Linked DNA regions of Homo sapiens: region 2 is linked to region 1. Evidence: read pairs that join two places in POLR2A ChIA-PET (ENCODE). Cell type or tissue: B cell. All regions are shown on one strand. Each heading gives the region's core, and the rest is flanking DNA. Links, peaks and the distances in the headings are about the cores only.

Region 1 (7,280 bases), core at 1,225-6,224:
ATTAATGCAGTTGACCATGACGTCTTCTGTGTGCGCGACTGACAGACCAAATTACCTTTCCTTATCTCCTGGCGAGAAAAAAGGACCATTTTCTTGACATATTTCATAATCATTTCACCTGCTTGCCCCCTATGGAGAGCGCCGGTGACCCGGCCCCCTCCCCTCCCACACAATGCAGGAAGTATGTCATCTAATAAGCCCAGTTTCTAAAGAATGTTTTTAATCTTGGAATAGTGAGTGTGATTTTTGATTGTATTTTTAATTCTCTATCTACTTTTTTAAAAGCACACGCTTTTGTTCTAATTCTCATCTTAGCTCATCAGGGCCAGGAGGAAGCGTGGACATCTTCCATTCCATGGATCTGCTTAGCATTTGACAGGTGAGGCCCAAAGAGAAGGCATGGGCCAGGACCCCTTAGGGCAGCTGGGGGCACACCAGGAATTCTGGAGTCAGGGCTCTATGCCCTCCATGCCCAGTGGGCACCGTTCTCTAGGTGGTGCCCCAGCCCGGTAACTACAAAACCTCAGAGCATTTTTTTCTAATTGTGGTAAAATACACATAACAAAAAATCTACATCTTAACCTTCATTTTTTTTTTTTTTTTTTTGAGATGAAATTTTGCTCTTGTTGCCCAGGCTGGAGTGCAATGACACGATCTCGGTTCACTGCAACCTCTGCCTCCTGGGTTCAAGAGATTCTCCTGCCTCAGCCTCCCAAATAGCTGGGATTACAGGCACTCGCCACCGCTCACTGCTAATTTTTTGTATTTTTAGTAGAGACGGGATTTCACCATGTTGGCCAGGCTGGTCGCAAATTCCCGACCTCAGGTAATCCACCTGCCTTGGTCTCCCAAAGTGCTGGGATTACAGGCGTGAGCCACTGCACCTGGCCACATGGGAAATATTTATGATATTAAGTATAAAAAGCCGATTGTGGCTGGGCACGGTGGCTCACGCCTGTAATCCCGGCACTTTGGGAGGCCAAGGCAGGTGGATCACGAGGTCAGGAGTTCAAGACCAGCCTGGCCAACATGGTGAAACCCTGTCTCTACTAAAGATACAAAAAAATTAGCTGGGCATCGGGGTGCATGCCTGTAATCCCAGCTACTTGGGAGGCTGAGGCAGGAGAATCGCTTGATTCCGGGAGGTGGAAGTTGCAGTGAGCCAAAATCGTGCCACCGCACTCCAGCCTAGGTGACAGAGCTAGACTGTCTCCAAAAAAAAAAAAAGCAGATTGCGTAGCCAGGTGTGGTAGCACACACCTGTAATCCCAGCACTTTGAGAGGCCAAGGTGGGAGGATCACTTGAGGCCAGGAGTTCAAGACCAGCCTGGGCAACATAGCAAGACTTGATATCTACAAAATATTTAAAAATTAGCCAGGTATAATGGCACATGTCTATAGTCCCAGCTACTCTGGAGACTGAGGCAGGAGGATCACTTAGCCCAGAAGTCTTATGCTGCAGTGAGCCGTGATCGCACTACTGCACTCCAGCCTGGGTGACAGAATAAGACCTTGTCTCTAAAAAATAATAATAATAATTAATTAAATTTTGTAAAAAGCAGGTTGCAAGTTGGTATATATAGAGAATGGCTCCCACTTACATGAGTAAATATGTAAATGTCAGTGGGTATTTGCAAGGATATTTACCACAATTTGACCAATGGTTATTCCTGAGTAGTAGAATTATGGATGGCTTTTTCTATTTTCTTTTTTTAATGAAAAATGAATAAAATAAAAGTTGTCCTGCTAGGGCTACCATAACAAAATACCACAGACTGGACTGGGTGGCTTAAACAATAGAAATTTATTTTCTCACAGTTCTGGAGTCTGGAAGTCCAAGTTCAAGATGCTGGCAGGCTTAGTTCTTCTGAGGCCTCTCTCCTTGGCCTGCCGACAGCCACCTTCTTGCTATGTCTTCCCACGGCCTTTGCCCTGTGCACACGTGTCCCTGGTGTCTTTCTTCTTTTAAGGACATCAGTCATATTGCGTGAGGGTCCCACCCTTGTGACCTCATTTTACCTTAATTACCTCCTTAAAGACCTTGTTTCCATATACAGTCACATTGGGGTTTAGGGCTTCAACCTATGAATTTTGGGGAAACACAATTTAGTCTATAACAAAAGTTAGTTTGAAAAGAAAAAGAAAGTAGGCCGGGCATGGTGGCTCATGCCTGTAATCCCAGGAATTTGGGAGGCCAAGGCGGGCTGATCACTTGAGGTCAGGAGTTCAAGACCATCCTGGCCAACATAGTGAAACCCCATCTCTACTAAATAAATAAATAAATAAATAAATAAATAAATAAATAAATAAATAAATAAATTAGCCAGGCATGGTGGTGAGTACCTGTAGTCCCAGCTACTCAAGAGGCTGAGGCATGAGAATTGCTTGAACCAAGGGGGTGGAGGTTGCTGTGAGCTGAGATGGTACCACTGCACTCCAGCTTGGGCGACAGAGCAAGACTCTGTCTTAAAAAAAGTAAAGCTTGTTAAAGCAGTGCTCTTACAAAAGGACACACACAGTTCTTAGGATGAATTTTGTCAGTTTCACCCAACAGTTAATTTCTGTGCTATGCAACCTTTCCCAGAGCTTAGAAAAAAGTTAAAAATTTTCCAATTAATTTTACACACTTTGCATAACTCCAATACTAAGACTTGATTTTTAAAAGAGCACAAGATAAAGTGTATCTATCTAAAATCAAGAATCAACATCATACTAATGATAAAACACTAAACCCCGTCTAGAGGAGTTTGGATTAGAGTCAGAATGAAGACAAGGGTGTCAGTTAGGTATCAGCAATGCTAGCTGCTGTGAGGAACATAACTCCAAACCTCAATGGCTGAACACAATGGAAGTAAATTACTTGTTTACACAAAGAGCAGTGAGAATCCCTGGTTAGCCAGCTGCCTCCCATGTGGCCATTCAGGGACCTCCACTGCTTGTGCCATCCCCCAGAGCCACTGCCAGCTCCTCTGACGGCAAACAGGAAGAAAGACAGTAGAGGATCTTGTGGGAGGTTTTATGGGCCAACCGGGCAAGGCACCTGTATCACCTCCACCCACAGTCCAGTGGCTAGAACCTGGTCACGCGGCCACTCCTAACTGCAAGGGAGGCTGAGAAATGTTACCTCCTTCCGTGCCCAGCAGGAAAAAGAAACAGGTGACGTTGCAGCATTTCTTGCAGAATACCCCACTGTCGTCTCTGGGACTTTTGTTGACAAATCACTGATGTTTTCTGCACATCCTGATTTGCAGCAGGCAGTGACTACTACCTGAGCACCATCCCAGTTTCAGAGATTAAAAATGTGAAAAACTTGGAGTTGATGAAATACTCGATAGGAATAGTAGGTGAAGCTGTAGGAGATGCTGCGCTTGTAAAAGGCCCACGGATGAGCCAGGGCTTTCCGGGCATAACCCCAAGGCCAAAAACATAAGTGATAGACTAACTATATAAAAACAAAAAAATCCCTTATATCAAAAAAGAACATTGAAAGGAGAAGGGCCCACTGTGGGGGAAATATTTGCAATGTGTGATAGAGAATGAGCAGGCTTGCTATTTAAAGAGCCCTTACAAATCAAGAGTGAAAAAGGTGAAGAAAATGGACAAATAACAGTAACAGGAAATTAATAAAAGAAGAACTAAAAATGGTTAAATATGTTAACTATGTAAAACTATTTAGTAGTCAAAGAAGCACAAATTAAAACTACCATGTAATACCACGTTTTACCATCAGATTGGCAGAGATGTGAAAATTGATAATGGTGTTTGCAAAGACTGGCAAGTAAAGGCTATTAACCCTCTGGAAAGGGAAAGATGGGTGCCCTGTTTACCACTGTGGGTGATACGGTCTTGAAAACACTTATGCCTGTTGACCCAGCAGTCCCACCTCTGGAATTTATCCTAAGGAAACAAATGAAGAGATGTGAAAGACATATGTTCAAGGCTGCTAATCTCAGGGGAGCTTTTAAATTTAACTTTAATTTGTATCAAGTTATACATGCACATGATTTCAAAGGTCAAAAAATTCTACAAGATTTGTTACAAAAATCAGCAATTCCCTGAAGCCACTCCCCCAGTCATGGCCCTGCTCTGCTTTTTCAGTCCCAGAGATACTTTTTTTTTTTTTTTCTTTTTTGAGACAGGGTCTCACTCTGTCTCCCAGGCTGGAGTGCAGTGGCATGATCTCGGCTCACTGTAGCTTCGACCTCCAGGGTACAAGTGATTTTCCCTTCTCAGCCTCCTGAGTAGTGGGAACCACAGGCATGTGCCACCATGCCCAGCTAACTTTTATCATTTATCCTAGACAGGGGTCTCCCTGTGTTGCCCAAGCTGGTCTTGAACTCCTAGGCTCAAGCAGTCCTCCTGCCTTGGCCTCCCAAACTGTTGGGATTGCAAGCATGAGCCACCATACACAGCCTCAGAGATACTATTTCAATCCTTTAAGTATTTAGTGTATTTTCTCTAAATACCATGCTTATATTGCTACTTCTTGATTTTTCAGGTTTATACATTATATAGTGATTTTTCATTATGGAAGGGGAGAATTTGGCTCTCATCAATCACTCACTCACAATACCCCCCACCCTGGAACAAAACGCATATTAATACATGTATTCCCACCCCCCACAGCCTCCCAATATAGTTATTTGTCATTCTGATCAGATCAATATTCGTTATTTGCTTTATTCTGACTGCAAATCTGTTTTCAAGATTTTCAGAGTTAATAATTGTCTTGCTTTTTTTTTTTTTTTTTTTTGAGACAGAATCTCTCTCTGTCCCCCAGACGGGAGTTTAATGGCACAGTCTTGGCTCACTGAAGCCTCCACCTCCCAAGTTCAAGTGATTCTCCTATCTCAGCCTCCTGAGTAGCTGGGACTACAGGCACGCGCCACCAAGCCCAGCTAATTTTTGTACTTTCAGTAGAGATGGGGTTTTGCCATGTTGGCCACACTGGTCTCAAACTCCTGACCTCAGATGATCCACAGCCTCAGCCTCCCAGAGTGCTGGAATTACAGGTGCGAGCCACTCTACCCGGCCCAATTGTCTCGTTTTTACCATTGGCTTGGTTTACTAATTTTCGTCACTAATTTAACTACAAACTCTTTCTTTCAGAATTTTGAACATATTCCTCCATCATGTTCCGGTTCCCACTGACGCTGTTAAAGAATCCAGTGCCATTCGGATCCATGATCCTTTGTATGAAATCCACTTTTTCTCTGCAAACTTGTAGGATATTTTCTTCATGCCAGATACTTGTGTTCTTCAATTCTGGGTTTTTGAAAACAAAATATTTTTAAAATTACTTTCTTCTTTCTTTTTTTTTAGGACAGAGTCTCACTCCGTCGCCCAGGCTAGAGTGCAGTGGTGTGATCCCAGCTCATTGCAGCCTCAAACCCCTAGGCTCAAGTGATTCTCCCACCTCAGCCCCCCAGGTAGCTAGGACTACAGGTGTGTGCCACCAGTCCTGGCTAATTTTTTAATTTTTTTTTTGAAAACACTTATGCCTATTGACCCAGCAGGTGTGTGCCGCTATGCGTGGCTCATTTTTTATTTTATTTTATTTTATTTTATTTATTTTTGCAGAAGCCATTGATACCATCTAGCTAAGCTAGGTTGAAGATACTTTGGACTCGACAATTCTATATTAGGATACATGCCCTAGAACATCTCTCCCGTGCATGCACAAAAAGATATTGATGCCTGTAATCCCAGTGCTTTGGGAGGCCAAGGCAGAACGATCACTTGAGGTAAGAAGTTTGAGACCAGCCTGGGCAACATAACAAGACACTGTTTTTACAAAAAAAAATTAAAAATGAGCCAGGCATAGAGGCATGCACCTGTAGTCTTGGCACTCAGGAGGCTGAGGTGGAAGGATAACATGAGCCCAAGAGTTTGAAGTTACAGTAACTATGATCATGCTGCTGTATTCCAGCCTGGGTGACAGAACAAGACACTGACTTAAAAAAAAAAAAAAAAAAGACATTTACAAGAATGCTATGGCAACGTTGTTTATAAGGACAAATACAAGAGAAAGATATAATAAATACTTATTGACAGGGGAATGAATAAAGATGGCACAGTTATACAAAACATATACAATATTGAGTAAATACACAAGACATATAAGGATGCCATGACATACACAAGACATACACAGCCAGCCATGGTGGCTCACACCTGTAATCCCAGCACTTTGGAAGGCTGAGGCAAGAGGATCACTTGAGCTCAGGAGTTCAAGACCAGCCTGAGCAACATCACAAGACCTTGTCTCTACTTAAAAAAAAAAAAAAAAAAAAAAAAATTGGCCGGGCGCGGTGGCTTACGCCTGTAATCCCAGCACTTTGGGAGGCCAAGGCGGGAGGATCACAAGGTCAGGAGATCGAGACCATCCTGGATAAAATGGTGAAACCCCATCTCTACCAAAAAAAAAAAAAAAACAAAAAAATTAGCTGGGCGTGGTGGCAGGCGCCTATAGTCCCAGCTACTCGGGAGGCTGAGGCAGGAGACTGGCGTGAACCCGGGAGTCGGAGCTTGCAGTGAGTGGAGATTACACCACTGCACCCCAGCCTGGGCAACAGAGCGAGACTCCGTCTCAAAAAAAAAAAAAAATTAACTAGGCTTGGTGGTGTGCACCTGTAGTCCTGGCCACTCAGGAGGCTGAGATGGGAGGTTTGCTTGAGCCTGAGGAATTTGAGGCTGCAGCAAGCTATGATTGCACCACTGCGCTCTAGCCTGCGGGACAGAGCAAGACCCCATCTCAAAAAAGAAGAAAGGGGAAAAAATTGCAATCCTACTTAAAATTGCAATATTCCACCACCCCTGCCTCTCCAGCTTCCCTTATTTTTTCCCTCTGTACTTCTCACGTTGTAACATATTAATAATGTATCTCAGTTTCATACCTTTTGTTTATGGTTTGGCTCACCCCACCAGAATGTGTGTCCCATGAGAGCAGTAATCCTCTCTGTTGTTTACGGATGTTCCCAGGGCTTAGGTTGGTGCCTCACATACAGTAGGTTCTCAATATGTATATGTTTGTGAGTTTATGAATGAATAAAAGACAGAAACCGCTACTGAAAGTTTAAAACCATGCAAAGCAATACCACTTATCATTTATGGATAAACACGCAGTTCAGGTTTGGGTTACCCCTGGTGACAGAGGTGGGGAACAGGATCAGGAAGGGACACCCAAGAGTCTTCCAGTGTCCCCGTAAGATTTATTTCCTAAGCAGGGCAATAGAGATGGAAATGTTTGTTATATTATTATCAACAAGTTTTGCATGGCA
Region 2 (7,280 bases), core at 849-5,848, 490 kb before region 1:
GGACACACGGTGCTCAAGGAGGCTTTTATATTTGGCCCTGGAGATGTGGTAGACAGAAGAATAATCCACCCCCCACCCCAGGATGTCTACATCCTAATTCCCAGAACCTGTGACTATGTGACCTTACATGGCAAAAGGGACTTTGCAGATGTGATTAAATTGAGGTATTTGCGATGTGGAGAGCGTGTGGATCACCCAGGTGAGCCCAATGTAACCACAAGAGATTTTAGAAACAGGGGCAAGGGGGTCAGAGTCACAGACAGAAGATGTGGCAGCAGAAGCAGAGGCCAAGGAGGAGAGAAGATGCTACTCTGCTGGCTTTGAAGATGGAGGAAGGGGCCATGAGCCAAGGAATTTGTGTGTCCTCTAGAAGCTGGAAAAGGCAAGGAAACGAATTTTACCCCAGGGCTTCCAGAAGGAACACAGCCCACCACTCTTTGATTTTAGGACTTCTGACCTCCAGAACTTTACAATAATACATTTGCATTGTTTTAGCCCCTGGGATTGGGGTAATTTGTTACAGCCGCAACTGGAAACTGCAGGAGGTCAATGGAACATCCAAGACAGGCAGCCGTCAGGCCTGCTCCACGCTGGACAGATCCCCCCGCAAGCTCTCCCACCAGCCCCTCTGCTGGGGACCCCTAAGTCTGACTCCCTGACTCAGGTTGTTTTCCCGAGCTCCAGATTTTCAAAGCCGCATGTAAGAAGCCCAGGCAGGGCTTTTAGTGCTTTGCAAGTTATCCACTCACTTCATCTACATAGTGAGTTCTATCCCCATTTTATAGATGAGGAGACTGAGGTGTGCACACATACATACACACATGTTGAGAAACCGAGGTCACCAATTCATAAGTGGCAGAGCTGGGATTCAAAGCCAGGCAGTCTGATCCAGCATCTGCACACAGGACTGCACGTTTGATCAGTTTCCCAGACCCCAGTGGGCGCCAGCCTCTCTGTGCTACAGTGAGCGGAAAAGGGCTCTGCTTGAGGGGCTTGGTACCAAGGGAAGCAGGACCGTAGAGGAGTTAGGAGAAAACCATACCTCCAGTTACAAGCTGTGTGAACTCACAGGTTTCTTTAACTATTACTTGGGACCAAAATAGTGCCTGTGTTTTAAAGAGTAGAAGATTAAATGAACCAAAGTACATAACAAATGCTTATTATTAAACATTAGCTATCATTGTTATTATCTCCTGAGGCAGCCTATTCAGCTTTCAGAGAGTTCAAACTGCTCAGAAGTGCTTCTTCTCACTAAACTAAAGCTTCCTCCCCGTGGCTTCCCCTTGTCCTCCTGGCAGCCTCCCTCCCCGCATAGCATGGGGGAGGCCATAGCCAGGCTCCAAGTCAGCTGTCTCTATGCCAACAGCCCTGGGCCTCCTGTGGATGCCAAGGTGCCCTGTCCTCTGCCCTTCTTGGGCCTGTTCACCTCTGTCTGAAGCCCCGTGTATCAAATACTGAGAGAGATTCGCCCCCTAGCCCTGAGGATCGGGGCTGTTCAGCCACACTGCTAGGGAAAAAGTCCATGCTGGTTCGTCCAGTTCATCAGACAGGGTGGAAGCTCTTTACTTACCGACAGCTAGGGTGTCCTTAAAACATGAATAACCTTAAAAAAATTAAACAACAATGCAGAGAGTTTGAACCCATTTATAGGAAATAAACTGTATGTGTACATCCTGACATGTTTCTTTATGCACAGCAAAGGTTCTGGAAGAACACATACCAAATCGCCAACTCTGATGACATCTACAGAATGGATTAGGAATAGACTGAGGAGACGTGGGGACAGATTGCTGTACATACTTCTGTGCCATTTGAATTTATTTTACAGTGAACATGTATTACTTTGCAATTAAAAAGGAATTATTCACTTTGGGAGGTCAAGGTGGGAGGATTGCTCGAGCCCAGGAGTTTGAGACCAGCTTGGGCAACATGGCAAAACGCTGTCTCTACAAAAAATACAAAAATTAGCCAGCATAGTGGCGTGCACCTGTAGTCCCAGCTACTTGAAAGGCTGAGGTGGGAGGATCCCTTGAGGCTGGGAGGACAAGGGTACAGTGAGCCATGATCACACCGCTGCACTCCAGCCTGGGCCACAGGGTAAGACCCTGTTTCAAAAAAAAAAAAAGAAGACTTTTTTTTTTTTAAGAGAATGGTGAGAGATTAAACCAAAGAGAAGCCAAGAGTGGATGGCTTCCCTGGAGCAGCTTAGATGTTGCTTCCCCATAAAACCTTCCCCAGACCCCACAGAGAGAAGCAACTGTCCCTTCCTTCATGCTGTCAAAAGCACTTGGCTTCTCCCACAATATTTCTCTTTCTTTTTCATTTTTGTTTTGTTTTGCTTTGCTGCATACATGTATCCATGTTTGCCTCCCCCATCAGACTGTGAGTTGGCTGAGGGCAGGAATTCTAAAACCCTCAGGACTTAGACTAGGCTGATGTCTGACATGAAGGAGGAGTTCAGTTTTAATGGAGAGATGAGTGAATGGGTGATGAATGGCAGAAGCTCTGCAAATTGCCCAGGTGCTATCCTTTGCACTTTTTCTCCTCCAGACAATGACAAGGCAGTGGGGATCTCTGACCACAAGAACAAGCTAATGAAATCGCTATTTTAGGAAGATGGATCACAGCAGGGTGGGCTGGATGCTGGAGGCCCAGAGACCTGCTTGAAGGCTCTTTGGAAGGGTCGGCTCCCAAGCCACTCACAGGTATAAAAATCTATGAGACCATTAGCAGAAGGGCTGTCCAGCTTCATTTATTTTTTATCCTATAAATATAAGGTCAGAAACAACTGGAGTACTTTCCACTGAAATTATTTTTTTAATTGATGCTACACTTTACACAAATATTAATTCATTTTATTCAACAAATATTTCTTGGGAACATTGTGCTAACCTGAAAGCAAATCATATTTTTCTTCTACGTGCATTTTAATTACGAAGATGCTTGAGTTTCATTTCGGCTTTAAAATGATCGGACCTCTGGCACCTCTGAACCTCTGAGTAGCCTTCCAAACACTAAGATTCCAAAATTCTAGGTTTCTAGGAATCCAAGAATCTATAATTGTGAGTCTATTTACCAGTGAAAAAGCAAATACTTCAAATTTCAATAGAATTCACCCCCAAATCGTTCTGGAATGCAAATAGCCCTGCATCTCTGGGGAGAGTCCAATTTGGATATGGAGTTTTCACTCTGCAGCCACTGCTACTGCAAAGGGCCCACAACATTGAGTCTGGAGAGAGCGGATGTCATTGCACTGGGATGAAACGCTGTGTTGCTGCACATTCTTGAGAACTTTGCACTCGCTATTCCAGGCCCTTCCCAGCGGGTGGTTTGCACACTGAGCTGATACTGGGGAAAGCCATCCCAGGCAGGTAGAATAGCTTGAGCAGAGGCCTGAAGTCAGGGACAGGTAAGGCTGGCTGGAGAGCCTGTGGGCTGCCCTTCCTGGCTTGAGAGAGGGGTTTCTGTTGGGCAGGAATGAAGGTAAGAGGACACAGGAAGGATGGGGTGACTGGGTTAGAACAGGGTTGAAAACCCAATGCCCACAGGGGCCAGCAGGTAAGGTAAGTGGATGAAGCTGCCAGGTGGGGTGTGGGGTAAACAGGAGCCTGCTGCTTTAGCTACAGGGGGCAACCACTTCTCAACTCTCCCCAAGTGTGGCCACTTGGGAATGTAGACCCAAGGTGGCCGAGTCTTACTTTTTTTCCAAGAGAAGCTAGACATTTTAATTTTTTTTTTTTTTTTTTTTTTTTAGATATAGGGTTTCGATCCTTTGCCCAGGCTGGAGTGCAGTGGCACGATCATGGCTCACTGCAGCCTTGACCTCCTGGGCTCAGGTGATCCTCCTGCCCCAGCCTCCCAAGCAGCTGGGACTATGGGCACGCACCACCACATCCAGCTAATTTTTGTAGATTTTTGTAGAGACGGGGTTTCACCATGTTGCTCAGGCTGGTCTTGAACTCTTCAGCTCAAGCAATCCACCCTCTTAATGTTAAATCTCCTGATTTTTAAGGCACTTTTAAATTTAACTTTTTGATAGCCGATATGTTGATAAGGTTCAAAAAATCAAAATGTAAACACCGCTCAGTAAAAAGTGTTCTCCCCACACCCTCTGCCTAAACATGGTTAAGTCCTGAGTACCCTTCCAGAGTTTCTTTAATTCTCACAAACATAAATATGCATTCCCATTGTCCCTTTTTTACGCAAAGGCAGCATGCTGTATACACTATTCTTTACCTTGCTTTTTTCATAAATAATATATCTCAAAGATACATTATTTACATCCCCTATGAGGATATAAAGAGCTTCCTCGTTCTTTCCCACTCCATTGTGTGGATGAGCTATTCTGTATATAACAAGGTCTCCACGGATGGACATTGGGGTGTATCTCCTCTGGTTGTTAAAATGTTAGGACTAATTTTTTTTTAAGTTTAAAAAACTCTATGCAAATCAAAGCACCTTTGGGCTGGACCTCGGGGGCACACGCCAGGCTAAGGGGTGTGTTGGGCAGTGCCTGGTCTATGAGTTCAAAGCATAGATGCCCGCCTGGACTTTGTAGATACCTCAGCTTCTGGCCTGACAGTGGGAAAGGAAATCACTTCAACTGAGAACAGCTTTGGGTAAATACCGCTGGAAGAGACTTCGCCTTTGAGGTAGTGAAATCCCCAATACCAGAGGTGACCAAGCCCTGATGTGGAACTGACCCCGCGCTGTGTGAAGAGTCAGGCCGCCGGACCTCTATGCTTTCCTCTAACTCCAAGAGCCCTCGAAGCCTGATTTATGGGCTGAGCCTGGCTGGCAGCAGAGAAACAACTGAGAAACCTGCCTCATCCTTTAGGATATGCATGTCATTCATTCATTCGTTCATTCATTTGTACATTTAAAAGGCTGAAGCTGTAATTTCTGCCAGAATGCCTTTCCCCGAGCTCCCCACAAAGCTTCTCAACATTTAGATCTCAGATCAAACACCACCATTTTACAGAGATCCCCCCAGCTGGGCACCACTCCCTGAGTCTCTCTCTTCTCTCCCACTTATTTTCTTCAGAGCACATGCCCTGGTAAAATTACATTGCAAATTTATTCTGTGTTTACTGTAAATTGCCTGGTTCTGCCCCACAAGTAAGCCCAGTGAGGGCAGGGACTGTCCACCAGGGGCACCATGGTACTCCCGGCCTGGCACAGAGCGAGAGCCCAATAAGCTGTAACTACTGATATTATCTCCTTTCCAATGCACAAAACAACTTTTTTTTTTTTTGAGATCGGGGGGGTCTCCCTATGTTGCCCAGGCTAGTCTCGAACTCCTGGGCTCAAGTGGTCCTCCCGCCTTGACCTCCGGAAGTGCTGGAATTACAGGCATGAGCCACACGCCCGGCCCACAGAACAACTCTGATAGCCAGCCCAGCATCTTCCATGGAATTCCGAGGACGGCCCCGTGGCCGACACTCAGTTGCAGGGTATCATCCTGCACTGTAGCTCTTGTTGTAATTTTTTACAGCGCCTTTTGGCAGCCTGGATACATAAGGTGTTCTTGTATTTTTGCTTTCATTATTCATTATGATTTCACTCTGAGAGAAGAGGTATTTCACTGCATCTCATGAGCCTCAAAAAGGCTCATAAAAATGGGTCAAAGGAGGCATGCCCCATGGAAAAATGAACAAATCGCTGTTCAGAGCTGCCTGGCACCCCGCCAGAGGGGATTGTGACAGAGGAGGCAGAACATATTTCCTGAGGAGGAAAACCCCAAAGCCACTCAGCCCAGCAGAGGGTCTCCACCACGCAGCCGAAACCAGCCTGGGCTCCCCAGCCCTTGAGACGCCCCAGGTCTGGAGTCCGTGGGTTCACAGGCTGAAAGCAACCCCATGCAGTGTTTACTGTTTCCCCAAAATCCCCAAACACACAGTGGATGTCCCTGCTTCCAATGATAGACACTGGGACTCTAAACAAGTGGAAAAAATTCAGAGCTCTCCACCCCTGCCCTTCAGCCAGACATCCTGACGGGGTCTCCAAGACTCCACCACCTTCTGAGGATTTCTGCGGGATCAGGACCCTTCGGAGAGCATCCCCACGTAGAGAGCTGTCGCTGGGCAAATGTCTCTTTGTCTTATGCCCCCAGGGCAGAGATAAGGGACTCTGGACAAGAGCCCAGACACATAGTAATAACTACCATTTATGGGGTGTTTACCACCTGCCAAGCACTGTGCTAAGCACTCTGCAAGGTCCGCTCATATAATCCTTGCCAGAAGCTGTGAGAAAACTCTAGTGCTGGCCCATTTTACAGATGGGAAACTTGGGCCCAGAAATTAGTAACTTGCCTGAGATCACCCAGCTAGAATACGGTGAAGTGGGCTTCCAGCTCTGGTAATCTGGCTTCCCTGCTGACATTCTCAACTGCACACTGAAAGAGACGCCTTCAGGAAATTTGAACTGGGATTTTTTTAGTCCATTTCATCATATAATGGCAGTAGGCTGTGGAAGCCAGGGCCCTGGGGGAGCTAGAACTGGGGCTCCAGCTCTCACTCACTAAATGTGGCCTTGAGCAGGTCACTTCCCTCTCTTGTCCTCAGCCTCCCCAGCTGTGAAGTGAGTAGTGGGACCACAGGATCCTCCCACCCTACCCAGGTATGGTCAGAACGTCTGCTCTGAGGAAGGCTGGGACTCGCCAAAGCTGGATCCCAAACTCCTCCAAGCCTCCTTCTCCACAACTGCCCACATACACTCAGACACCCCTTCGGTGGCTCTTAATCCCCCTCCTCCCACTGGCTCATTTTATCCTTGAAACAGCCAAGGGAGGCAGGGGCAGAATTACCACCCCTATTTCATAGATAGGGAAATGAGCTTGGAGAGAAGAGGATGACCAATGTGTCCAAAGACAGGACCAGTTAGGTGCAAAGTCCAGACAGAAACCTGTTCCTCTGACTCCTGTTCCAGTGCTCTTTCCCTCAGCCCTTGGCTGTTGCTCAGATTAAAAGCCAGAAGAGGGTGGACTTTCTTTGGCTGCCAAGTTTTGGGTATTGAGACTCCAAACATTGAACCTGAGGGATACTGCAAATCAGAGCAGGTGGACTCAGGGACTTGGCAGCCATTCTGTCTGTCTTTGTGGGTATTTCCGCTACTAAAAAGGGGCAGTGCCCAGGGGGAGCCTCAGTCCCCAGGGCCCAGGTCTCCTACCAGGCTAGTGTTTCCCAAACTTGCTGGCCCACAGGAGGCCTCTCTCTGTCTCCTCCTCACATGCCAACTTACTGATGCAAAGAGATGCTCCTCAGGGAAAAAGGCCAGCAAGA

Evidence for each region. Peaks named below come from ENCODE experiments on the same cell type or tissue, not always from the same donor. Only the 100,000 strongest peaks of a DNase experiment are listed, where the experiment ranks them.
Region 2: POLR2A ChIA-PET joins it to region 1 with 7 read pairs; 1 of 35 experiments calls an interaction of 5 or more read pairs at or near these places.

What each region holds. Positions count from the first base shown.
Region 1 is chr9:37,395,846-37,403,125 of GRCh38, forward strand. LOC124902153 (a long non-coding RNA gene) reads left to right here. Exons shown (of 3, transcript XR_007061478.1): 3 at 1-567. Among named protein-coding and RNA genes, the nearest start is that of LINC01627, 4.7 kb to the left of the region's middle. RefSeq lists enhancers at 1-181, 3,116-3,175, 7,244-7,280. In B cell, for the core only: no CTCF peak of the experiment used is centred there; a DNase peak (open chromatin) is centred at 3,136.
Region 2 is chr9:36,906,087-36,913,366 of GRCh38, forward strand. All of the region lies in intron 7 of PAX5 (paired box 5), which reads right to left. Among named protein-coding and RNA genes, the nearest start is that of MIR4476, 16 kb to the left of the region's middle. In B cell, for the core only: no CTCF peak of the experiment used is centred there; no DNase peak of the experiment used is centred there; H3K27ac peaks cover 1,660 bases.